5 separate regions of the Homo sapiens genome follow, and all the other regions are linked to region 3. A link is a loop called in an ENCODE intact Hi-C map of the cell type or tissue named here. Cell type or tissue: Caco-2. All regions are shown on one strand.

Evidence for each region. A loop is a pair of places that touch in the nucleus more often than their neighbours do. Peaks named below come from ENCODE experiments on the same cell type or tissue, not always from the same donor. Only the 100,000 strongest peaks of a DNase experiment are listed, where the experiment ranks them.
Region 1: it touches region 3 in a loop (5-fold over the local background); 20 of 110 quality-filtered maps call a loop at or near these places.
Region 2: a loop joins it to region 3, with 5 times the contacts of the local background. A loop is called at or near these places in 103 of 110 quality-filtered maps.
Region 4: it touches region 3 in a loop (2.7-fold over the local background); 11 of 110 quality-filtered maps call a loop at or near these places.
Region 5: it touches region 3 in a loop (6-fold over the local background); 11 of 110 quality-filtered maps call a loop at or near these places.

Annotation. Positions count from the first base shown.
Region 1 is chr11:116,925,333-116,930,332 of GRCh38, reverse strand. It overlaps SIK3 (SIK family kinase 3), which reads left to right. Exons shown (of 25, transcript NM_001366686.3): 4 at 2,953-3,114. Among named protein-coding and RNA genes, the nearest start is that of APOA1, 90 kb to the right of the region's middle. In Caco-2, CTCF peaks have their summits at 2,750 and 2,953; a DNase peak (open chromatin) is centred at 2,969.
Region 2 is chr11:116,877,141-116,882,140 of GRCh38, reverse strand. All of the region lies in intron 6 of SIK3 (SIK family kinase 3), which reads left to right. Among named protein-coding and RNA genes, the nearest start is that of APOA1, 42 kb to the right of the region's middle. RefSeq lists a silencer at 2,037-2,086. In Caco-2, a CTCF peak has its summit at 2,140 (motif pointing left); a DNase peak (open chromatin) is centred at 2,124.
Region 3 is chr11:117,095,667-117,100,666 of GRCh38, reverse strand. SIK3 (SIK family kinase 3) reads left to right here and starts at 2,239. Exons shown (of 25, transcript NM_001366686.3): 1 at 2,239-2,524. The coding sequence starts at 2,252. RefSeq lists silencers at 2,051-2,230, 2,311-2,360 and an enhancer at 3,682-3,731. In Caco-2, CTCF peaks have their summits at 1,770 and 1,971 (motif pointing right); DNase peaks (open chromatin) are centred at 2,086, 2,726, 2,846, 4,006 and 1 weaker place; H3K4me3 peaks cover 2,870 bases.
Region 4 is chr11:116,825,994-116,830,993 of GRCh38, reverse strand. APOC3 (apolipoprotein C3) reads right to left here and starts at 1,087. Exons shown (of 4, transcript NM_000040.3): 1 at 1,054-1,087; 2 at 357-424; 3 at 98-221. The coding sequence starts at 411. RefSeq lists an enhancer at 635-1,567. In Caco-2, a CTCF peak has its summit at 1,975; DNase peaks (open chromatin) are centred at 1,193, 1,843 and 3,993; H3K4me3 peaks cover 491 bases.
Region 5 is chr11:116,833,658-116,838,657 of GRCh38, reverse strand. It overlaps APOA1 (apolipoprotein A1), which reads left to right and starts at 1,036. Exons shown (of 4, transcript NM_000039.3): 1 at 1,036-1,053; 2 at 1,251-1,313; 3 at 1,501-1,657; 4 at 2,247-2,907. The coding sequence starts at 1,271. The coding sequence ends at 2,850. It also overlaps APOA1-AS. In Caco-2, a CTCF peak has its summit at 2,451 (motif pointing right); DNase peaks (open chromatin) are centred at 827 and 2,434; H3K4me3 peaks cover 1,870 bases.

The sequences.
Region 1 (5,000 bases), 170 kb after region 3:
CAGGCTGCTGGCTTCCTGGCACACCCACTAGACCTCGTAGGTTTACAGTGAAAGCAAACCAATGGGAGTAGGGGTTGGGGGGATAAGATGGGCAAAAATCAGGGCAGAGGCTGAGGTCTGAATGCGATTGAGCCACTGGAAGGAGCTTGCATGTGAAGAGCACAGTGCTCCCAAAGAGAAGAAAACTTGAACCCTAAACACAATGGCTAGGAGCAAATATCTAATGTGAACACTTTAAAAAAAAAAAGTGATTTGTTCCGTAAGTGTATTTAGAGTCCAGGGGAAAAAAAAAAGTGATTTGTTTATCTTCTTTGTATCTATAACTATAGGGGTACTGAAGGTAACTTTGGGGAAAGTATTATAGTTTAAGCTGTACTACCCAGTGCGCTGTTACAGCTACCTTTTAACCAGAACCATTAACAGTGACAATCGATGTGTAGAAAATCACCTTTAAGCTCTGCAGAATCCTGAAGGACTTTGTGCTCTATTGACTAGATGTTTAAGTATTCCCTATATAGTATTCAGTGGACCTTTTCAAAAATGTCTTTTGCAACATCTTTGAAAGTGAAAGTTTTAACGTATGATACTCTTAATCAGAGTACACGTTTATTCCCAAATATTCTGTTCTTTCTTTGGGTATAGCATGCAACAGAGTTTACTTGTATTTAGAAGATCAAGAGGTGGGGGTATTGGCAGGATAAATGATTTGTCCAGGGACAACTGATGTGTCACTGTAGAGATAAAACAGAACTAGGCTGCATTCCAGCAGCTTCTGGCCCGTATAACAGTTTTGAGAACTTTCCAATCACTTTAGGAAAACAAGGTACTTAGAAATTTATAAAGACTTTCTTAATAAAAGAAATCACTTATTTTGGAAATTGTGAAATTAATCATTCTGCAGCATTTAAGAAGCACTTTGATGTGTTCTGGTAATTAGTATTTACTGCCAGACAAATGTCTCTTGGGCATTTTAATTAATGGGTAGCTTGGCCAAATGAGCTTCTGATGGTAAACCTTCATAAGGGTTTATTTTTATGTTTCTCAAGAATAGCTGTCTCTTCAAAGCTCTTTAATTAGACAAGGTTTAGCAACTAAAACATATTATTAGAATAATTAGGCCTTGGGTTAAGAGAAATAGGGGGTCAGAGGAGCAGGTACTGTTAGAAAATGGCCTCTTAAAACATAGCATTCTACCTCTGATGGATGGCCAGTTCTTTCACAGCTTCTGTTAAGTTACTCTCCCTAGTTTGGACTTCGTGTTGTTTAAAGTTCATAGCAGACCTCACCGGAAGCCTAAACACACCCGAGTGGGAGCTTACTTATCCCCACCTCTGACCTCCCAGGGAAAGCTTGATTCTAGTCCTTTTAACTGCTAAGTGGAAGACTTCTTATTTTCTCCTTTTTCTTCTATTAAATCGATAATCTTGGCTATAACAATGACTTGTATTTTTGAGGGAGATGCTTCAAAAGCCTTGTGTGTGGCGAACAAAAATTACAATAATTCCTTTGAGGATCTTTCTTAATGATTTATATTATCTACATATAAGATATGTTCTTAAAGTGACTACAGTATTTGCATTCCAGAATGTTATATTTCTTGTGGTCAGAATGCAGTTTGAATTATTTTGCAATCTGCTCTGTAGATGGGCTGGCATCTAACTCCCCTTCTTCAACCTTCTCCCCTACCATTTCTTGCCACAAGCGCTCAGTCTTGGCAGTTATTGCTAGTAAATATGTGCTACCCTGAACTTCCTCTTTGTGGTGAAGGAAAGATACACCTGACTGGTCCTGTGAGGGAGTGAGATGTCACCAAAACAATTGTGTATTCTACCAAAACTGTTGATAAATCACAATATATTTATCTATATTCCCTCATTTTTCACTTTCCTACTGTCTCAGGATGCTTAGGATGGCAAATATGTCCTTTTCCCAGCTAGATCAGTTGATTAAAGGACAGTGCTCATGAGACTATTAGACATTTCTAACAGAACAACTGTATCATAGCTGACATTTCTAATCCCACTAGCTGTCATGACCTATATGTGTTGTTGGTTTGATAAAGAACTGAGTCAAAGATATGTATGTTGTTGGTTTGGTATAAACCTACTGCTATTATTAGAAAGTTCTTAAAGAACCTGCTAATCCATCAAATCATTTTTGAATATTGAGGATAGCCTGCTTTATAGTATTATGATTTTATCACATGTAAATTCTTTTGATATACCTTAGTTAACAACATGGCCAATGAAATGATTTTATTTGAGTTGGTAGAAACTTCACTTGGTTTTTGATTGATGTTATCTGTAAAAATTATCATTTTGTAAGAACCATTTGGTGAGCCCCATAAATGCAGATATAAAGATGTAGGTATATCGCTATGCACTCCAGAGAACAGTTACCGAGTAAGTGTGTTTTTATGTCAAATCGAAGAACTTTGAGAAAGCAGAAAGATAGTAACCTAAACAGAGTGCTCTGTCGAGGAGTTTTCTCCCCCTAGCAGTGACGAATTTCTGTCCACCCTTTCCTTAAATGATTTAATATTGGGGCCTTGCTTTTTTACCTCCTCTTTAACACAGGAAATATTTCTGATACTTATCTTCATGTGTGTGTTTGCTCATGTCTGTGCAGTCTTCTGCAGTGAGGATATGAAAAGAAAGGTAGTGAGTTCTATGACCCTTGAAAAACACCAGAACTCTCTTTTCCTAATGAAAGTACAAGTGTGTTCTTATGCATACTTTTGTATAACAGGATTTATACTTAAAATAGTTTGGATACTTATTACTAATGAATTTTGATAGATGCAAACCAGGACTATCAATGTGTTGTTCTCTCATTGCTCATTTTGCCTCTTTAACTCACTCGAGAGGGCCCCTTGTAGCCCTCCTTAAGTCTACCTTTTGAAATTACACAAGTGTCCAAAATGAAAACTGACTGTATTCTTCTTCAACACAGACCACCTGGTGGCCCATGGTAGAATGGCAGAAAAGGAGGCACGTCGGAAGTTCAAACAGATCGTCACAGCTGTCTATTTTTGTCACTGTCGGAACATTGTTCATCGTGATTTAAAAGCTGAAAATTTACTTCTGGATGCCAATCTGAATATCAAAATAGCAGGTGAGAACTGTACTGAGGATGTCAGATAGGGACAAAGGAGCTTTTCCTTGGGGTTCTATAAGCAAGGGATTATCTGTTTCCATCTCTTCAGAAAGAACTATTGTGAAAGTAAGGACAATTTAAGATGAAAAAAAAAATAGCCTGAAAATTGATAAACTTTAAAAGTACTTCCCCTCCCCTGCCCTTTTTTTTTTTTTTTCGAGACTGAGTCTCATTGTCGCCCAGGCTGGAGTGCAGTGGTGCAGTCTTGACTCACTGCAGCCTCCATCTCCCAGGTTCAAGCGATTCTCCTGCCTCAGCCTCCCAAGTAGCTAGGATTACAGGTGCGCATCACCACGCCTGGCTAATTTTTATACTTTTAGTAGAGTTGGGGTTTTGCCATGTTGGGCAGGCTGGTCTTGAACTCCTGACCTCAAGTGATCTGCCTGCCTTGGTCTCCCAAAGTGCTGGGATTACAGGCGTGAGCCACCACACCCGGCCTGTTTATTTTTAATGTAGTATCAGCTGGAACTAGGCTGGGGAGAAAGAAGGGAAAGGTGATATTTAAAATACTATTACTTTGGTTAACGGGTCCTTTTTTACATAAGAAATAAAATATGTAATAAAGTGGAAAGGAAAACTACTAAAATTGTATACCCTCTCACCTTCACTTGAGAAGGTTGATTTATGTCACTGCTGACACAGAGCATACTTATTCTAAAGGCTGTAATTGTATGATAATTTAGGAAAAATAGATCTTAGAGTGGCTTATAGGCAGTCCAGCTTTTTGTCTTCTCAAATTTTACTAGTCTGCTTATCTGACAGTGCCTTGAGAGCACTTTTCACTGCCTTGATCTGTTCATGCTTAATTTTAGTAAACTATCAGCATTTTGCCTAATGAATACAGACTCACCATTTACTAATAAAATTAAGTGACTGCAATCTATAGAGAAACTGTAAATATGAAAATAAGCCATTTATGTTTGCCGACACTTTCCGGTATAGCATCGTGTATCCCCGGTCTCCCAGATAAAAGGAAGGACATCTCATATAGAAAACTAAAATATAGCTAGAATGTAATTGTCTAGAAAAGGCAAGGTATAAAGCAGTTCTAAGGATTTTCTTCCTTAGTAGAGGTGGGATTTGAGAGTTTGGATTTTTATCATAGGTCAAAGTTACCTAAGGGTACCTTTGCAGGGTCACAATTCTTCTGAGAGTTGCTTTTGTGTAGATAAGCCTGTTCACTTTTACATCCTGGAGCATCACCTAGCTTTTTATATATCTGAAACTGACAGCTACACTTTTGTTTAGAACTTTCATATCATTTATAAGTTCTTTCACTCCTGCACTAGCTTATTACAGAGTACACAGGAATTAAAGGCTTTCTTTATCTTATATAAAATCATGTTTTTCCTTTGCTCTCATGTCGGTTTTATTTTCTCCAAAGCTCTATAGATACTGGTAGTTCCCACAAAGGTGTGTGGCATGGAAAAGCCTGGCAATTTCAAACCTTCTTTTGTAATTATTTGTTGTAGCTTCAATTAAATTAATACTAATAATACCTACTAAACTTCACAACCCTTAAAACTGTAATAAAAGATTGATTAGTGTCTTATTATTACTATAACAAATTACCACAAACTTAATGACTTGGAAAAACACAGATTTGTTAGCCTGTAGTTCTGGAGGTCAGAAGTCCAAGCTGGGTCTCACAGGGTGAAAGTTAAAACAGCAGCAAGGGCTGTTCCTCCTGGAGGCTCTGAAGGAAAAATGTGTCCTTGCCTTTTTTAGCTTCTAAAGGTCACCTGCATTCTTTAGCTCAGCCCCTTCCTTCCTTCACTCCAACCTGTGGCTTCCATTGTCACATCTCCTACTCCTAATTCCGACCCTCCTGCTTCCCTCTTGCA
Region 2 (5,000 bases), 220 kb after region 3:
TACTAACCTAGCTTGTGGGTGATTCTGTCATGATGGAACCTGTGAAGATGACATGGCATCTGATCTGCCAGAGGAGAGAATTGTTTTGGTTTGTTTTCATAACCCAGAATACCAATAATGTGTTTATTTTAGGTACCATGTAGGTTAAGAGCTCCCTGGAGTAAGACTGACCAGAATTTGTATTCTGCTTTGGCCTCTTATTATCTGATCAAGTTTCTCAACTTCTCTGATTTTAAATTCTCTTTGTCTATAAAATTGAGATAATAGTATTGGGTTGGTTTGTGAAGTAGATGCTTAAATTAACTTAAAGGGTTTAGCACTTTGCCTATCATGTAAATGGTCAATAAATGTTAGTAATGATTAAATAATATTGTTGAATGAATTGCTCTATTAGTCTTTCATTCTCTTCTTCCCTATTTTTTTTACTCTTTTCTATGTATCTTTCTCTCATTTTTGCTCTCTTGGTATGCCAAAGGGACATTACTATTTTCAGTCAAATCCACACGGCTTATGGAGAAGACTTATCTCCCAAGAATTGTTTTGGTTTGTTGTAACCACTTAGAGAAATTTGTTTTATTATCAAGGACAAAAAAAAAGAAAAAAAATGTTGCTTTCACAGATACGGACTCACACTGGCTATGTCAACTTAATTCTCATTTTAGGACCCTGCCCATACAGCAGCTCTCTCCCCACAAAGTCATCCAAATGCCTGGCAGCGCAGCAGGGCAAGGCCTGTGCTGAACATCCTCTAGTTAACGTTCTGTTGGCAGATCAGGTTTCCTGGGCCCACAGTGACTCTCACTGCGGAGACCGCTTGGCGTCTTGCATGGAGCAGATGAAAGCAGCTCTGAAGGGAAGCTGCTTCTCTGGCACACACAAGCAGAGGAGCATATTCTTGCATTGCCCAAAGTGGTTCAGTTTCATTTAGCATCAGAGGCCCTGCCTTTTGGGTGGGAGCAAATAATGGGGCCCTTTTATTTTTTATTTATTTATTTATTTTATTTATTTATTTTTTTAGAGACGGAGTCTCGCTCTGTCGCCCAGGCTGGAGTGCAGTGGTGCGATCTCGGCTCACTGCAAGCTCCGCCTCCCAGGTTCACGCCATTCTCCTACCTCAGCCTCCCGGGTAGCTGGGATTACAGGTGTGTACCACCACACCCAGCTAATTTTTGTATTTTTAGTAGAAACAGGGTTTTACCATGTTGGCCAGGCTGGTCTCGAACTCCTAGCCTCAAGCAATCTGCCCACCTCAGCTTCCCAAAGTGCTGGGATTACAGACGTGAGCCACCATGCCTGGCCAACAGGGACCTTTTAGACAATAAAATAGAGTAGTTCTTGGTATCTGGAAAAGTTGATGTTTTGTTTAATGTGAGGGCTCCATCTTTCCATGCTTGTAAATTGAATGTCCTGTGGGTGATTGTGTTCTTAGGTTTGAGAGCATCTATTCCCCTCGTTTTCACCCTGTTTCCATGTTTTATGTAGAATGGTGTCTTCAAATCTCATCTGAATTTAATTTCATGAACTACATGACACTTAGGAAATATGAATTGATGATGATACTCTAGCTTTCTGCATTTTGTCATATTTTCCATCTGCACCACATATGAAAAATGTTAAATTTCTGTTCCTTGGCACGTTCGATATTATGTAGGATAGTCAAGATTAAAAAGCTCTTGCCCTTGACACTGTAACCAAGAATTGTTTTGGTTCTTAATCTGGGGCCTGTAGACACCAGGGTCTGGGGGATCTATGCAGGCTTCATAGGACATCGTTGAGTAGTCTAAAGTTACATGCAAGGTCTTGTGTATAAATTCTTGTGCAGATTTTTTTTTTTTTTTGGAGAATTTTCAAGGCATCTGAGGCCAAATAATGGTTAAGGATGACTGAATAGAGGTTTCAAGATCCTGAAATTGAACTAGATATATCTTCTAATTAGGAATTATTATGGTACTGTTTTTGGTTTGGTTGTGTGTGTGGTGGTGTTGTTGTTATTGTTGTTTGCTTTTAAGGAAATTGCCTTGGAAAAAATCTGTTTTAAAGCAAGCCTGTAACTGAACACCATTCAGCTTTGGTCATCTTATGCACTAAATTGTGTGTGGAGACCAAAGGAAAACAGGAGAGTGCCATCTAGAGGCCTTAACAACAGTTTGGTCCTAGCCTTCTCCCTACACAGGAGTCTTTAACAACTTCCTAAATTAAGAACACTTTTGTCCTCTTAAGTAACTGCAAACGATAAACATATGTGTCAATGACATTTATAATCTATACAGGTGCTGCTACAGTTGTGGCTCTAGCCTTACTACTCTGGAAATGTAATTTTAATAAAGCGTACTGTTGTAGATGGCATTTACTTTATTCTATAGGAATGTAGAAGTCTTTGAGATGTACACTGCATTTGAATATAGTTTTAATTGTAAAGCAACAACAAATTGATGCCTGATGTAAGAAATCATTTTGATATAGGAACTTTGTTGTATTATCTTTTGAAGTTAGAGTAAATTAAAATAAGAGTAATTTATCTTAGTTACTTGTAGTATTCTTTTCACAACAGTAATATAGAATGGTGTTTGCCAAATGGTATAGAAATTGAAGAGTTGAATTCACCCTAGAAAAGTAGATCAATTTATATCCATGTGGAGATGTATAATAGGGTAGTCAAGAGCACAGCTTAGAAGTCCCAACTTTACCATTTCTTTGCCATGTTGAATATGTTAACTTTCAAAATCTTGTTTCTTCTTCATTTATAAGTGGAGCTAATTATAGTCTCTAAGTTAAGGTTGTTGTGAAGGTTAAATGTAATAAAGTTGGTAAGCACAGTGCTTGGTATATCAAAAGTAGTTTTTTGTAATAATGTCTTACTGTTGTTGTTATTTTCACTGGCCAGTTTTGTTTTCAGGACGGTTGTGATTAAATAGAAGCAGAAAATTTAAAAACCTATAGAAAATTTTATTTTAAAAAAATTTTCACAATTACAATCTCATTTGATTAAATACTCAACAAATATTTATTTACATATTCAGTAGATATTTATGCAGCTCCTAAGTGTCTAGATATAATAACCATTTTAGGTACTGGAGAGTTGATACTGGGTACAACAGAAAGAAAGACATGGGCCTTGCATTGCAGTGGAGGAGTCAGACAATAAGTAAATACATAAACAAGATGGTTTCCCAAAGAAATCATTTGCGTGAAGACAATGAATGTGATGTAATAGAGAGTGACTGGAGGCCCATCTTAGAGTAGATGGTTAAAGAAGAGCTTTCTGAGGAAGTGACGTTTAAACTCTTACCTGAATGACAAGGAGCCAATCATATGAAGATCTGAGGAATGGCCATTTCCACTAAAGGAAAAAACAAACAAAAAAACACATGTAAAGGCCATTGGATGAGAGTGTGTTAAACATGTGCAAAAACTAGAAATGTGCATAGTGGCAGGAAACCAGGTCAGAGAGGGAAGTAGGGGGCCAAGCGCGGTGGCTCACGCCTGTAATCCCAGCACTTTGGGAGGCTGAGGCAGGCGGATCACTTGAGGTCAGTTGTTCGAGACCAGCCTGGCCAACATGGTGAAACCTCGCCTCTATTAAAGATGCAAAAATTAGCTGGGCGTGGTGGCACAGGCCTGTAATCCCAGCTGCTGGAGAAGCTGAGGCAGGAGAATCACGTGAACCCAGGAGGCGGAGGTTGCAGTGAGCCGAGATCGCACACTGCACTCCACAGCCTGGGTGACAGAGCGAGACTCTATGTAAAAAAAAAAAAAAAAGGGAGAGAGAGAAGTAGGAGCCTTGGAGGCCCAGGACTTTAGATTTCATTCTGAGGGTTATGGGAAGAGATTGGAGAGTTACAGGCAAAGTGGTGATATGCCCAAATTTATGCTTTGGAAAAATTCCTTTTGCCTCTCTATAGAAAACAGATTGTAATGGAGAAAGAATGGAAGCAGAAAGACCGGGTAGGAGACTTTTGCAGCGTGTAAGTCAGAAATGGTGGCTTGGATAAAGATGTTGAATTAATGGTTCAGTGCTGAATTAGTGTTGGGGGATTTGGATCCCCCAACAACTCTGCACCACAGGGGCAGGGTAGCATTGTGGTTAAGAGAACCAGGTGAAGAGTCAGGCTATCTGGTTTGACTTAATAGCCATGTGACCTTGACAAGTTTCTTTACCTCCCTGTGCCTGGTTTTTGCTATTCCTAAAATGGGAACAATGATAGTACATTCCTCCTAGGATTGCTGTGTAGATTAAATGAGGAAATAATAATTGTAAAATGCTCAGAAGATGCATCAATAGTGCTGTTTTGGTATCATCATCACTGCCTTCATCACAACTATTACTCTCATCACCCTCAGTAGCCACATTTTATAGATGAGAAAACTTAGAGGGTGGTTTTGAAATCAGAATATACGTTTCTTGATTTTGAATCCATTGTTCTTTCTGCAATGTAATCTGTAATACGAGCTCCCAGAGAAAAATTTCTATAGATCTGAATATCTGTAGCTCACAGCCCAGTTTTAAATACCTATGACTATTTAAATAACATTGAGAAGAAAATGATAAATAAGGCTAGCTGAATCCCAGGGCATAGGAGAGAAGTAGCCTGTGGCTCTCTCCCCACACACCTTGTGCCATCAGAAATTCAAGTTCCCTGAGTTTTGAAGAAGGGTATTGCACACCTAAGCCAAAAGCATTAGTATGCGCGTGGTGGTACATTTAGGAGGATAGAACTGAATATTTTGAGAACCTTGTAAGATACTGAATCTCTTTAGAGGCCATTCTACTCTTCATTACTTGTGTTAAATAGGGCCATATACATAATATAAATAAATGAAATCCATGGATTATCCCCAGACCTTTTCTGGTCAGCCTTTTGGTGAAGGCAACAACCAGACTACCACACTTGAGTTTCTTTTTCTCCACCTCTCTCTGCCTTTGCTTAGCCCCTTCTGGTGGCATAAGCAACAGAATAGGTAAGGATCAAAGAGCAAGAGAGACAAAATTAGAAGCAGGG
Region 3 (5,000 bases):
GTGGAAATTAGAACAATGCTGCATTTTCTAGGTCCTTCCCAGAGTTGTTTTTGTTTTTGACACTCTTGAGAGAGTAGCAAAAGTTCTGATATTTGATGTTCGAATTACCTCCATTAGTGGAGGACACTCTGTGATCATACAGTCATCAGTAAGAATGGTTTCAGTGCTGCTCCTGCAGCTTCCACAGTGAAAGATTTTTTTATTTGCTTTACTAGCCAGCTAAGGTTTCTGTTGAGACACCCAGGGAGATGGTAAAACTGCAGCTGTAGCTGGGCACGGTGGCTCACGCCTGTAATCCCAGCACTTTGGGAGGCTGAGGCGGGGGGATCACGAGGTCAGGAGTTCGAGACCAGTCTGGCCAACATATCGAAACCCCGTCTCTACTAAAAATACAAAATTAGCCGGGCATGGTGGTGTGCGCCTGTAGTCTCAGCTACTCGGGAGGCTGAGGCAGGAGAATGGCTTGAACCTGGGAGGTGGAGGTTGTGGTGAGCTGAGATTGCACCACTGCACTCCAGCCTGGGTGACAGAGTGAGACTCTGTCTAAAAAAAAAAACAAAAACCCAAAAACTGCAGCTGTGAAGCCCAGCACCAAAGTTATAGTCCCTGCTAGAGGCAGCTGAGAGCCATGAAGTGATAGGAGAGGCAGGTCACACCCCATCATTTATCTGGGATGGAATGAGCTCAGCTGATGAAAGGGCTTAACCAATGCAAGAAGCCAAGGCCCACTTCATTCTTATCTTTAGTTGCTAATAAGGGAGCCAATTAGTGTTAATTGTGTTGGCAGTTTGGAACAGCTACCAGGGAATAGATCCAAGACCATTGTGGGATGACCCCTCTGTCCCATCTTAAGTCCCAGCCATTACTCATGGTTGGATAGGGAATTGGAGCACCAGGAGGTGTTCTTTGGTCAGCGAGTAAACACGAGTTATCCTTCCACACATTTACAGTGCCCTGGGTGTCAGTTTTTAATACTGTGCATGCAGTGACCTCACAATACAGTTCTACCATTGAGAGAGACATAGATATGGATGGATCAGGACTAGTCCAAAGGAATACATTTTAACATTGGAATATTCACAATCTTCCCTCCTTTCCACCCAGCCTGCCAAAGACTATTTTGTTGACAGTCTGATTTCCTACCTGCAACCCTCACCTAAAGCAGCTAAGTTAATCTATTTAATAAAGGGAAGGGGAGAGAGGAGGAGGAAGCCTGGGAGCTATGAAGGATGCAGGTAATAGGCAAGGGAAGAAAAAGAGATATGAAATTGCTGGAGTTATTAACTTGATGACCCTCAATGTCCTCGGAGAGTCACTAGGAAGGATGGAATTTTTATTATTTACTTATTTATTTTGCTTAACCGACTGTTGTTTAAACACGACGTGGTTCATTGGACAATGCGCACCACTGCTTCATCAGGGTTATACAAGCAACAGAAATAGTATGTAGGCACTCTGACAGACATCCCTGTAGAATTGTTCAGAGATGGGGGTGGTAGGAAGGAAAATGACGTACCTTCTTTGGCTGTCACCCACCCAATGACTGGAATGCCTGTTTGGACTGGCTTGTCCGCCCTTGAACACGCAAATCCTAGTTTCCCCATTCTCCTATATTCGGTGACAATTAGGTTGACTGTGCAGGGTGAGCTGGATTTTGTAAGAGGAAGGAATTTTACCGAAGAATTCCCCTGCGTTGTTACCAACTTGGTTACAGTTGCTTCAAGAGTGTAGCTATTCCTGCATTTGTGGCCTCAAGGGCTAAAGTGGGACAACGCTGGTATTTTTGGTGATGAGGAAACACTTTTTTTTTGTTAAGGGAGGTTGGGTGATCGTTGAACTGGGACAGAGGTCACAGCAGAGGTCACATTGGCGATTCGAGCGGCGGTGGGGGGTTGGCTTTGGGTCGGGCATCCTGCGCCCCCCACTCGGGAAAGGTGGCGGAGACTTCGAGGTTGGGGGCCCATCGAAGGTTCCCACCGCCAGCTCCCGGAGGGGGGCACCCGGGAGCCAGCGCCTCAGGAACCGGGGCCCACGCGGGAAGGTCGAGCCCGCCGGTGAGGTCACGGTTGCCATGGCTCCGGGCAGTGACGCGCGTCGGCACGTGACCCGCGGTTGCCATGGAGCCGGGCGCCGGTCGGCGAAAGCGCCCCGCCTCCCCGAGTGACGTCCGCGGCCCCCCCTTTCCCGCCCCCCCTTGCCCCCTCCCCCGAGCCGGCTCCCCGCGGCCCCGGAGGTTTCACTGCACAACAAGATGGCGGCGGCGGCGGCGAGCGGAGCTGGCGGGGCTGCCGGGGCCGGGACTGGGGGAGCCGGGCCCGCGGGCCGCCTGCTGCCTCCGCCCGCGCCGGGGTCCCCAGCCGCCCCCGCTGCCGTGTCCCCTGCGGCCGGCCAGCCGCGTCCCCCAGCCCCGGCCTCCCGCGGACCCATGCCCGCCCGTATCGGCTACTACGAGATCGACCGCACCATCGGCAAGGGCAACTTCGCGGTGGTCAAGCGGGCCACGCACCTCGTCACCAAGGCCAAGGTACCGGCGCAGGGGCCAGGCGGCAGTCGGAGCGTGGCGGGGCCGGGAGAGGTCCGCGCCCCCCAGCCGGGGGGTCGGGGCGGCGAGCGCGGCGCGTGGTGGGAGCGTTGGGGGCCGGGAGGCGGGAGGGAGCCAGCCGCGGCGGGGCGGGCGCGGAGCTAGGGACACCTGGGACTCGAGACGGCGGAACTCCAAGCAGGGGGCCGAGGGCACAGAGCACCGGCGCCCAGGAGCCGGGCGCGGGGAGGGGTCCTCGGGGCTGAGGGCAGGCGGGTAAAGGGGATGATTGGAAAGAAGGGGTCGGAACTCCCCGAGGGCCGGGAGACTGTAAGCCCAGAAGACTCTGGAACCAGCAGCTAGGGAATCATAAGGGAATGAGGGCAGGGGCATATGAAATGTGGACCCGGAGGATGGGGAAAAACAAGGGTGAAGTGGCAGACCCGGGCTTGTAAGGGGACCCAGGACGGCTGGGGCACGGACTGGGAATGTGCACGTCTGCAGGGCGCTGGGAGGTCCCAGGATCCTGGTGCCTTAAGACAGAGACAGGAATCCGCATTTGATCATCTAAGACTGATAGATGGTGCGAAGGGGATCCCGAGGAGACACGATTAGTGGAGGAGGCAATGAGGAAAATGGGGAAATAAGGGGGAAATTGCTTTGCTTGTCCACAGGAAGGGGCCCAGGGAATGGGGGAGTGAGGTGGGGGTGGGGGCTGTCCCAGGTTTATGATGGCACTAGGTAGTCAGGGGTTAAACAATTTGGGAGAGCTGATTGCTGGTTATTTTTAGTTGTTGGAGGGTCGGGAATTGTGGGCTTTGTAGAACCCAGGGTGGGCTTTTACTGGTTGGGGGGAAGCTTGTGATTGAAGAACCCAGACACCGGGAGATTACACTCATCGAGCCCTTAGTTCTCAAAGGGATTTGAGGCGCTATAGGAGTGAAATTGGCCAAGGTCAATTAGGAAGCTATATATGTATGCATGTAAAATTCTTTGAGGAAATATGGTAGCACTTTCATGTAGCCTTCGTTGGGAGGACTGGAATCTAAGACATCAGGAGGAATCTTTTGGTTTTGGTGGAACCCGCAAAGCCCATTTTTACTCTAAAATTTTCTTTGCTCAATATCTTACTTGAATGAATACTTTTAATGTAGTCATTCATTATGTTTAGAACTGCAGCTTGTGTTTTCCCTCAGCCTGAGGAATGAAGAACCCTTACAGCTGCTGCCGCCTCCTACCAAAGCCACATCAATTCCCCTCACCTCCTCAGCCTAGCCTCTGGTTGTCATGACCTACCTTGTTTTTGCTTTTTTGGCAGTGGCTTGTTTTCTGAAGCCAGTGACTTATCTAGGCCTTCTCTCCTGATCACTTGCAACCTGAAGTTCCTTCCCCACCATCTTTCTGCCTGAGGCTACAAGGGGCCCTTCTTACCAGGGTGTCAGGGTGGGTGGCTGTGGCGAATTGATTGGTCAGTTTCACTTCCTCTGGAGGGCCCTCTTCAGCCTTTTTGTCCGTTTTTATCACAGGGCCTCCAGTCTGCAGGTCAGAGCTGAATGAGATACCAAAGTCCAGGGCTCCCTCAGACCCTGAGGGGAAGTCAGGGGAAGTCGATTGAGCCAAGACTTTGGTGTGCTCCTCACTTGCCACCCCAGCCCCTCACCGTGTTTCCAGTCTAGTTGACTATTAGCCAAGGCAAACTTACATTTACAAACAATATGCCTTGTTCCTTGTTTTGCTATTTCTTTCCTTTTTTTCTGCCTATTTTCTGTGTAATCACTTTGTGCTCCTGTGGTTATTTTGCTCTGACCTCTGGGGGATAGTCTCCATGAACTTAATTGGTTGCCTGGTTTATGGTTTCATGATTTAAAGAATTTTGAATCTTCCAGCCCTTGGATACACCAAAATATTGATAAAATCTGTTACAGACAGGGTTGAATGTTTTCGTAAATGTAATTGCAAACAGTTGATTCTTGGCTTTAATATAAAAGAGACATTTCTATCTTCAGTAGTCAGCAAAGCCAGTGCCTAATTATGGCTGGTCTGCCCGCTTTCTAATTTTCATGTGTGTGTATATGTGCGTGCGTGTGTTTTTCATAGTTTTTCTCTGAGACCTTGGTATCCTTTAGGACTGCAGCATTTTAAACACTGGCTTGTTTACAAACGGGTGTCACTGTTTATGTTGGTTTTTATCTTTGATCATTTGTGGTATGCAGTTGTGCAATTCCTATGTATGGAAATATTCAAAGTCTTGAATGAGACTGAAATGGCTTGGACAATGAGTTGCATGTGTGAAGGAGCCACACCAGCATTCATTTGTGTTTCTGTAGCAGTGTGCAATTTCCTAGTTACAGTTACAAGTGCTATATCTTTTGCTGCTTAAATTACTCTGACTACATGAGTGAAGCTTAATTCACAAGGAGTTGTCACGTGCTCTGGGTGAACTAGGAGCATATTTTGGCCTGCTCCATGCTTCTCTGAA
Region 4 (5,000 bases), 270 kb after region 3:
GCACCTCCATTCCATTGTTGGGATCTCACCAGGGCAGGGGCGGGTGGGAATGGAGGCAGCTGGCAGGGGGGATGGGGAGGGAGGCCAGCGGGTGTACCTGGCCTGCTGGGCCACCTGGGACTCCTGCACGCTGCTCAGTGCATCCTTGGCGGTCTTGGTGGCGTGCTTCATGTAACCCTGCATGAAGCTGAGAAGGGAGGCATCCTCGGCCTCTGAAGCTCCTGAGGAAAGAGCAGGGCTGAGTGGGGTGGATCGGCCTCTGGACGAGCCCTGGGCTCCTGCTTGACCACCCATTGGGACTGGGATCCCCAAGTTGCCTCCACCCTGCCCCCAGCCCAGTCCCACCAAGTGCTTACGGGCAGAGGCCAGGAGCGCCAGGAGGGCAACAACAAGGAGTACCCGGGGCTGCATGGCACCTCTGTTCCTGCAAGGAAGTGTCCTGTGAGGGGCACCCCAGGTCCCCATGCCTCTGGACCCCTCCCTGGGGAGGTGGCGTGGCCCCTAAGGTAGAACCTTAGCTGGGTCTGCCAGAAGGAGTAGGGGCCGGCTCCCTGCTAATACGGGCTCTCAGAAGGGGGACTGGTGAGGGGCGAGGGATCGAGGCCCAAAGGGAGGTGGGTGGGATGGAGCAGAAAACCCACCAGACTGAACATCAAGGCACCTGCGGTCTGGACTGATCTCCGTCCAGTCCAGCCAACATGCTGTGTGTCTTTGGGTGATTTCTGGCCCTCTCCAGGCCTCAGTTTCCCTGTCTGGGGTAGGACTGGGCTGTCTAAGGCTTCCTCCAGCCCTAAGCCTGAAGAATGAGGGGGGAACCTGCACTTGGAGCCACTTCCAGCCCCACCCCCTGTGTAGCTTTGGGCAAGTGACACCCCTCCCGGGCCTCCATGTTCTTCAGGTTATGATGAGGGGTGGGGGGCACCCGTCCAGCTCCGAGGCTTCCTTAGCTCTAGCAAGTGCTTCTCCAGGCTTGCTGGCTGGGCTGGGCAGGGAGCTCCTCTTGCCCCTCTTCATCCTCCTCCCCTCCTCTTTCCCCTCCCCAGAGGGCATTACCTGGAGCAGCTGCCTCTAGGGATGAACTGAGCAGACAGGCAGGAGGGTTCTGACCTGTTTTATATCATCTCCAGGGCAGCAGGCACTGAGGACCCAGGGCGCTGGGCAAAGGTCACCTGCTGACCAGTGGAGATGAGGGCCTGAGGCAGGGTGTCCAGATGCAGCAAGCGGGCGGGAGAGTTGGGAAATCCCTAGGAGACTGAGTCCACGCTGCTGTCCCGCCAGCCCTGCAGCCCAGATGAGCTCAGGAACTGGGGGTGGGCCTGGGGAGCCCTCATTCCTTCCTAGCTGACTGGCTCCCCAGGGAGAGGCTGGTGAGAGGGGAAATGGCTTGGACATAGGCCAGGGGCCTCGGGCCCATCTCAGCCTTTCACACTGGAATTTCAGGCCCCTCCCTCCACCAGCCCCAAGCCCTGAACACAGCCTGGAGTAGAGGGGTGAGGGGCTTCTTCAGACTTGAGAACAAGTGGGTGGCTTGGGCTGGGGGGTGTTTGGAGTAAAGGCACAGAAGACCAGGCATCAGTGGCTCCGGCAAGGCCTGGTTACAGGGCTGAGCTCTCACAGCCCCTCCCAGCACCTCCATCTCTGGGTTTCAATCCAGGCAGGCGAGTGCTGCTCACCCAGCAGCCCCCCACCCGCCCCCACCCTGTGTGCCCCCCGCTGCCTCCCCCTTAGTGTAGGGCAGGGGTTGGTGGAGAAGGGCCAAGGCCGCTCAGAGCCCGAGGCCTTTGCCCCTCCCTCCACCAGGCTCCCTATTTTGCCCTCTGGACCCACTGATAACATCCCCTGGGGGAGGAGCTGGTCTCATGTCTGGGGCCCTCCCCAGCCCCCACCAGGACTGATTCTCTCGTTCACCTTCCTGGGTTCCTCAGTGGGGCTGGGGGAAGAGCAGCCCTCACTGCCCCCTGGCTGTGGGAGCAACTGGGAGGAACAAGGTCTGGTGAGGAGAGGGCACAGAGGAGTTCTGCGGGGAGTCGGTGGTCCAGGAGGGGCCGCTGACCCTTCTCGGGGCTGAGATGTCCCCTGGGCCCACAGTGAAGCCGCAGCAGGGATGGCAGGATGAGGGCGCCTGTCTTCCAGATGCTGACACCTTGGAGCCAGGACATCTTAGGCTTAAATGATGCCTTTGGCACGTAATAGGACCCAGGTCACAGAGATAACATCTCAGAGCCTCAATTTTCTGAGGATAAAATGGGGCTGGAATACTGATTGCCCAGAGTGGTGCTGAAAAGGAAATGAGATAGAGAAGTACAAAGCAGCGGGTCCATGGAGGGACTCACACCTCCCTCTCCCTCCTAACGCTGTGCCCTTCCCAGACAGCAGAGTCTGCAGGCAGAAGGAGCCTCTAACATAAAAAATAGAGCTCTGGCAGCAAGCTGTCCTCTCAGAAGTAACTAACACCACAGTATGAAATCAGAGGCCTGAGAAAGTGGCCCGGCTCTGCCCTCAGAATTCTTTATCGGTGGGTGAGACTTGGAATTCCTCTATTAGCGATCCATTCCTGGCTGGGCACAGTGGCTCATGCCTGTAATCCCAGCACTTTGGGAGGCTGGGACGGACGGATATCTGAGGCCAGGAGTTCGAGACCAGCCTGGGCAACATGGCGAAACCCAGTCTCTACTAAAAATACAAAAAATTAGCCGAGCATGGTGATGCACGCCTGTAGTCCCAGCTACTCAGGAGGCTGAGGCACGAGAATTGCTTGAACCCCGGAGGTGGAGGTTGCAGTGAGCAGAGATCGCACCATTGCACTCCAGTGACAGAGCTAGACTTGGTCTAAAAAAGAGAGAGAGAGAGAGAGAGAGAGATTCATTCCTTTGACTTAAGACTTTGTTTTCTGTTAAAATGCAAATAGAACCCTGTGAAGTAGACGTTAAGTCCATTTTATAGGTTAGAAACCTAAGGCTCTAAGGGCTCCAAGTGCACAGCCCATTAGTAGTAAGGCTGGGAACCTTAATCCAGGTCTTCACACACCCCAGGCAAATACCAGACGGCTTAGAGCACTGAGACCCCTATAGAGGCATCAGTCACACGCCCAGAACAAACCTGTCTCAAGTCTCCTGCAGACTTTGGTGGTGGGGTAGAAGGTGAAGAAGTGGTCACTGGAGGATTTGGTATTGGGGATGCCCTTTCCTCTTCTGCTGCGGCCTGCTCCATAGCCCCAGAGGCAAAGGCACAGTGGGGACCCAGATCCAGGCAGGGGCAGGCAACAAGGTCTATGGGCCCGGGTGTGCTAGAATGGGCTGGCGGGGTCCCGTGGCCCCAGACCCTCCAAGCCTTTCCATCTCTGCAGAGGGTCTGGAGGAGCCTGGCCTCTCTCTCCCGCATGGCAACGGACCCAGGGAGGTCAGGACATGTGGGTAGAGAGACCTGGCAGGGTGCTGAGCTAGATGTAGCACACCTCCAGGAAGCCTGGTACCTTGTCTCCTTCCAAGGGCTTGGTACCTGAGAATACCTGTGGCCCCTCACCAACAGTCCAACCTGCACCCCGGCAGGGGATCTCTTGGTGGCCAGCCTGCGCTGCCCCTCTCTCCCATCATGGCTCCCCTGGGATGAAGACTGCTCCAGGGAGAAGCCAGTGGTAGATGGGAGGAAGAGGGGATTTGACCATCCGGGGCCAAAAATGGTCCTCTGGGGTTGGGCTGTTTCACCTTGTGTCCAGGTGAGGTTTAGTACATGAGCCCCCATGCTCCATGCCCTTCCCACCAGGCTGGGCTGGGCAGCCCTGATTCAGACCTGTTGGCCAGAGGCCCTTGTTCATCACACATCATCATGCCGGAAGTTCCTCCTAGTATCTCACCCAGCTCCCTCCTATGGCAACAGGAGCTGTCCTTCAGTTCTGCCCGGGGGAGGGCCCCTTGAAGCATACGTGAGGCACATGTCCGTGTGACCTGCCTGTCCCTGGCTGGATCTGAGTTGTCTGCTCCTGACTCTGACCTCTGGACTGACCCCTGGTTTGATCCCTGTGTGGTTGGCCAGGAGGGGTGGCTGTAGCTAATGCTGAGCTATCAGCCTCATTGCCTCACCAATCATTAAGTCTGCCTGTTGCACAGATAAGGAGAGGCTTGGAGAGGCGATGTCTCCCTCGAGATCACACAGGCCTTTCATGCCCACTAAGATGGACGTCCCTGACTCACAGGACCAGGCCTGGCTGGAAGGCAGTCTGCTCTTCCCATCAGCTACTTGCACCCTCTAAGACTGAGCACAGGGGGCTCTCATTCTCTCCCTGCTCCCCAAAACAAATCCATCTACAGATTGATGCAAAACGTACCCTCAGACTTTGGGAAGTAAATACATTCATTAACAGGTCACGTCCCCGCCACGTTGAAAGGCAGCAGGTCCCCTCGCGAGCGTGGGTGCACGCATGGGCTGTGCCAGTCCCTTGGTTCTTAGTGATTTGCACACTTCTGTGAATCCACACACACTCTGGTGGATGCTCTCGGACATGCTCAAATGGTGCAGGCGCTCCCAGCATGGGTGCACCCAGGCGGGCGGGTGAGACAGAAGCGCCTCTGGACCTCTCACATGCTAGTGGCACCGGCTGCTAGGACTGTAAGTCCTGGAGGTCAAACTGCGGCTGAGGTGTCATTCGTGACTCAGTCTCCTCCTCCCCTCTGGCCTGGGGAAGGGACAGGGGCACTGAGTACTGACCTTTGCTCCCGCTGCAAGCTGGACTGTGCCTGATTCAGGAGCAGGGTTGGGACCGATGGGTTCCAGGGAGGTGAGCCTTGCAGGAGTAAGACGTGGCTAACATTTAGTGATCACTTTTCCTATGTGCCAGACATTGTTGCAAGCACTATAAGATCATCTCAGTGAATCCTCACAGCCTAGGAGGCAGGTACAATGGTTATGTCTCACCAAGGTAACTGAGGCTCAGAGAGGTTATGAGACTTGCCCAAGGACACACAGGCAGTACGTGTTGGAGCCTGGATGCCAAGCCAGGGAGT
Region 5 (5,000 bases), 260 kb after region 3:
GCACTTTACATTCACAGGCTGTCTCAGGGGCCTCCAACAACCCTGACCATTCTTGCCCCATTTTGCAGATAGAAAACCGAGGCTCAGAGAGATTATATAACTTGCCCACGATCTTCCTCCAGCAAGATGGAGGCCAAGTGAAATGAGAAAGCAGGTCTCCTGCCACTTCCTTTGCCCAGAGGTCTTCTCCCCACACCAGGGCTTCCCAAGGGCTGAGATCCAGTCACACCTGTGCGTGATCAAATATAAGTGTGAACAATGCAAAGGGAGACGTCTTCAATCTAAGGGGCTTCAATTCTGTAATGTAATTCTGAGATTATGCCCTTTTTTGTTAAAGCCTTTCCTTTTTGAAGTGATGGTCACTGTAGATGGTGAGGGTTTTTTGGAGGCGGACAATATCTTTACATGACAAAATTAAAAGTTGGCAGCTCCGAATTGATCTCTGGAGTGTTTTGAAATGCAAGAGGTCTCCGAAACCTCAGTCTGGGAGCCACGGAGGGCTCTCCCCTCTCCCCAGGTTTACCAGTTTGGGAGGCTTGGAGAGAGGCCTGGAGGACCTGCTGGGGACTAAAGAAGAGCACTGGTGGGAGGACAGGGCGGGGGAAGGGGGAGGGGAGTGAAGTAGTCTCCCTGGAATGCTGGTGGTGGGGGAGGCAGTCTCCTTGGTGGAGGAGTCCCAGCGTCCCTCCCCTCCCCTCCTCTGCCAACACAATGGACAATGGCAACTGCCCACACACTCCCATGGAGGGGAAGGGGATGAGTGCAGGGAACCCCGACCCCACCCGGGAGACCTGCAAGCCTGCAGACACTCCCCTCCCGCCCCCACTGAACCCTTGACCCCTGCCCTGCAGCCCCCGCAGCTTGCTGTTTGCCCACTCTATTTGCCCAGCCCCAGGGACAGAGCTGATCCTTGAACTCTTAAGTTCCACATTGCCAGGACCAGTGAGCAGCAACAGGGCCGGGGCTGGGCTTATCAGCCTCCCAGCCCAGACCCTGGCTGCAGACATAAATAGGCCCTGCAAGAGCTGGCTGCTTAGAGACTGCGAGAAGGAGGTGCGTCCTGCTGCCTGCCCCGGTCACTCTGGCTCCCCAGCTCAAGGTTCAGGCCTTGCCCCAGGCCGGGCCTCTGGGTACCTGAGGTCTTCTCCCGCTCTGTGCCCTTCTCCTCACCTGGCTGCAATGAGTGGGGGAGCACGGGGCTTCTGCATGCTGAAGGCACCCCACTCAGCCAGGCCCTTCTTCTCCTCCAGGTCCCCCACGGCCCTTCAGGATGAAAGCTGCGGTGCTGACCTTGGCCGTGCTCTTCCTGACGGGTAGGTGTCCCCTAACCTAGGGAGCCAACCATCGGGGGGCTTTCTCCCTAAATCCCCGTGGCCCACCCTCCTGGGCAGAGGCAGCAGGTTTCTCACTGGCCCCCTCTCCCCCACCTCCAAGCTTGGCCTTTCGGCTCAGATCTCAGCCCACAGCTGGCCTGATCTGGGTCTCCCCTCCCACCCTCAGGGAGCCAGGCTCGGCATTTCTGGCAGCAAGATGAACCCCCCCAGAGCCCCTGGGATCGAGTGAAGGACCTGGCCACTGTGTACGTGGATGTGCTCAAAGACAGCGGCAGAGACTATGTGTCCCAGTTTGAAGGCTCCGCCTTGGGAAAACAGCTAAAGTAAGGACCCAGCCTGGGGTTGAGGGCAGGGGTAGGGGGCAGAGGCCTGTGGGATGATGTTGAAGCCAGACTGGCCGAGTCCTCACCTAATATCTGATGAGCTGGGCCCCACAGATGGTCTGGATGGAGAAACTGGAATGGGATCTCCAGGCAGGGTCACAGCCCATGTCCCCTGCAAAGGACAGACCAGGGCTGCCCGATGCGTGATCACAGAGCCACATTGTGCCTGCAAGTGTAGCAAGCCCCTTTCCCTTCTTCACCACCTCCTCTGCTCCTGCCCAGCAAGACTGTGGGCTGTCTTCGGAGAGGAGAATGCGCTGGAGGCATAGAAGCGAGGTCCTTCAAGGGCCCACTTTGGAGACCAACGTAACTGGGCACTAGTCCCAGCTCTGTCTCCTTTTTAGCTCCTCTCTGTGCCTCGGTCCAGCTGCACAACGGGGCATGGCCTGGCGGGGCAGGGGTGTTGGTTGAGAGTGTACTGGAAATGCTAGGCCACTGCACCTCCGCGGACAGGTGTCACCCAGGGCTCACCCCTGATAGGCTGGGGCGCTGGGAGGCCAGCCCTCAACCCTTCTGTCTCACCCTCCAGCCTAAAGCTCCTTGACAACTGGGACAGCGTGACCTCCACCTTCAGCAAGCTGCGCGAACAGCTCGGCCCTGTGACCCAGGAGTTCTGGGATAACCTGGAAAAGGAGACAGAGGGCCTGAGGCAGGAGATGAGCAAGGATCTGGAGGAGGTGAAGGCCAAGGTGCAGCCCTACCTGGACGACTTCCAGAAGAAGTGGCAGGAGGAGATGGAGCTCTACCGCCAGAAGGTGGAGCCGCTGCGCGCAGAGCTCCAAGAGGGCGCGCGCCAGAAGCTGCACGAGCTGCAAGAGAAGCTGAGCCCACTGGGCGAGGAGATGCGCGACCGCGCGCGCGCCCATGTGGACGCGCTGCGCACGCATCTGGCCCCCTACAGCGACGAGCTGCGCCAGCGCTTGGCCGCGCGCCTTGAGGCTCTCAAGGAGAACGGCGGCGCCAGACTGGCCGAGTACCACGCCAAGGCCACCGAGCATCTGAGCACGCTCAGCGAGAAGGCCAAGCCCGCGCTCGAGGACCTCCGCCAAGGCCTGCTGCCCGTGCTGGAGAGCTTCAAGGTCAGCTTCCTGAGCGCTCTCGAGGAGTACACTAAGAAGCTCAACACCCAGTGAGGCGCCCGCCGCCGCCCCCCTTCCCGGTGCTCAGAATAAACGTTTCCAAAGTGGGAAGCAGCTTCTTTCTTTTGGGAGAATAGAGGGGGGTGCGGGGACATCCGGGGGAGCCCGGGTGGGGCCTTTGGCCCTGGAGCAGGGACTTCCTGCCGGATCTCAACAACTCCGTGCCCAGACTGGACGTCTTAGGGCCAAGATCGACGTTGGAGGACCTGCTGGACGCCTGGCTGCTTACGAGTGAGGGAGTAGAGTCTGCCTTAGCAAGGCTCAAGTAGAAAGGAAGTCACAGCGGACCAGGCAAAGCCACAGACAATCCAAGGCCAGGTGCCCTGAAAGGGGCTCAAACAAGGCCTGCAGCCCTGTCTGAGGCGGGCCAGGAAACAGGGTTGCTTTAGCTGGGAGCAGTGGGTTCCCCGTCCCCAGAGGTGTGTCCGTATAGAGCCTTCTCCAGCCCAGCCGCTGTCAGCGGGGCGGGACGGAGCGGGGCGGCCTCAGGGAGCCAGCCACTGGGATTGGGGTTTGGTCCCGGGTGCAAGTGAAGCGCTTGGAGTTTGCGCCTGTCCTCCTTTACTAATTCAAAAACCTCTCAAACAGACACTTCCCTTTTCTTCTCACAAGGCCAGTATCCCCCTCCCACTACTCCCATCCCGCCCAGAAACAGCCGCGGCTTCCTCAGGCACAGCAGTGGAAGCCAGTCCTCCACCCCCTGCGGCTCCATGCCATGCCACCCCCTCTTTCTGCCAGCCCTGGCAGAAGCTGGCCTGAGTAAGAAAATTCACCACCACCTCTTGCAGGTACATTTTTATTTCCAAGATGCTCTCATATCTGTGCTCTCACTGCATCCTCCCTTCCCCACATCCTGGCTAGATTGCCATCAGACGCAGAGCATGGATGAGGACACTGAAGCCTGGACCTGTGACGTCGCTTGCCCAGTGAACAGCAGGATGGGCTAGGCCGCGCTTTTTAGACCCTGCACCCCTGGCCATCCATGATTATTGAAAAGAGTGCGCGGGTCGGGTGCGGTGGCTCAAGCCTGTAATCCCAGCACTTTGGGAGGCTGAGGTGGGCGTATCACTTCAGGCCAGGAGTTTGAGACCAGCCTGGCCAATATGGTGAAACCCTGTCTCTACTAAAAATACAAAAAAAATCAGCTGGGCATGGTGGCTTGCACCCGTAATCCCAGCTACTAGGAAGGCTGAGGCAGGAGAATCGCTTGAACCTGGGAGGCAGAGGTCACAGTGAGCCGAAATCATGCCACTGCACTCCAGCCTGGGCGACGGAGCAAGACTCCAGCTAAAAAAAAAAAAAAAAAAAAAAGAGTGTGTGGCCTGGCACTCAAGTTCACATGGGTGTGCAGGCATGCCTGTGTATTCTCACATGACCTCCCTGCTCACGGTCCCTCCTTGCACTCATGTCTGAATGTCCCCGCGTGCACGCACATGGCTTCACAGATCTGGGCAGTGCCTTCCCTACCCTCTCTCTGCAGGGCCTTTTGCCCCCTCATGCAGGCCCCTGGATAATCGGCCCCATCCCCATGTCCCCATCTCCAGTGTATCTTAGCTACCCTAGGTAAAGGAGTGGGCTTTTTAGTTCCTAACCTTCCAGAGCTACAACAGCAGTCATCCAGCCAGGTCTGGGTGGGAACATTTTCTAGATACGGGTGCTGAGATCTCTCAGCCCAGAGAGAAGCCCTGGGGAATTTTCAGAGAGAAAGCAGTCTCCAGGTGGGGCTGGATGTACTGATGCCACTGAGATCTGTAAAGGAGTCCCTAACACCTGACATAGGAGTGACAAAACTGTTTTCTGCACCAACTGAGCAGAATACACGCAGCTGACCTGGGCTCAAGGTCTGGCCCTGCCACGTGCTGGCTCTGTGATGCTGGCCAAGTGCCTTCGCCTCTCCGGGCCACAGTTTTTTGATCTGAAGAGTGGAGCCCTACTCAAGCCATCTGCAGCTCTCGGGCTCTCTGACCTGACATCTTTCGGGTGGTGGGGACACAAAGGAAGCAGCCTCTATTGGGAGACCTTGTGCTTCTTTTTGGTCCCAGGACACTGCCCCCCACCACTCCAGTCCGGGTCCCAAGGGCCCAGTCAGCTCAACTGTAATCATGACAACATTGATCAAGCATCTTTACGTGCAGGTGCTGTGC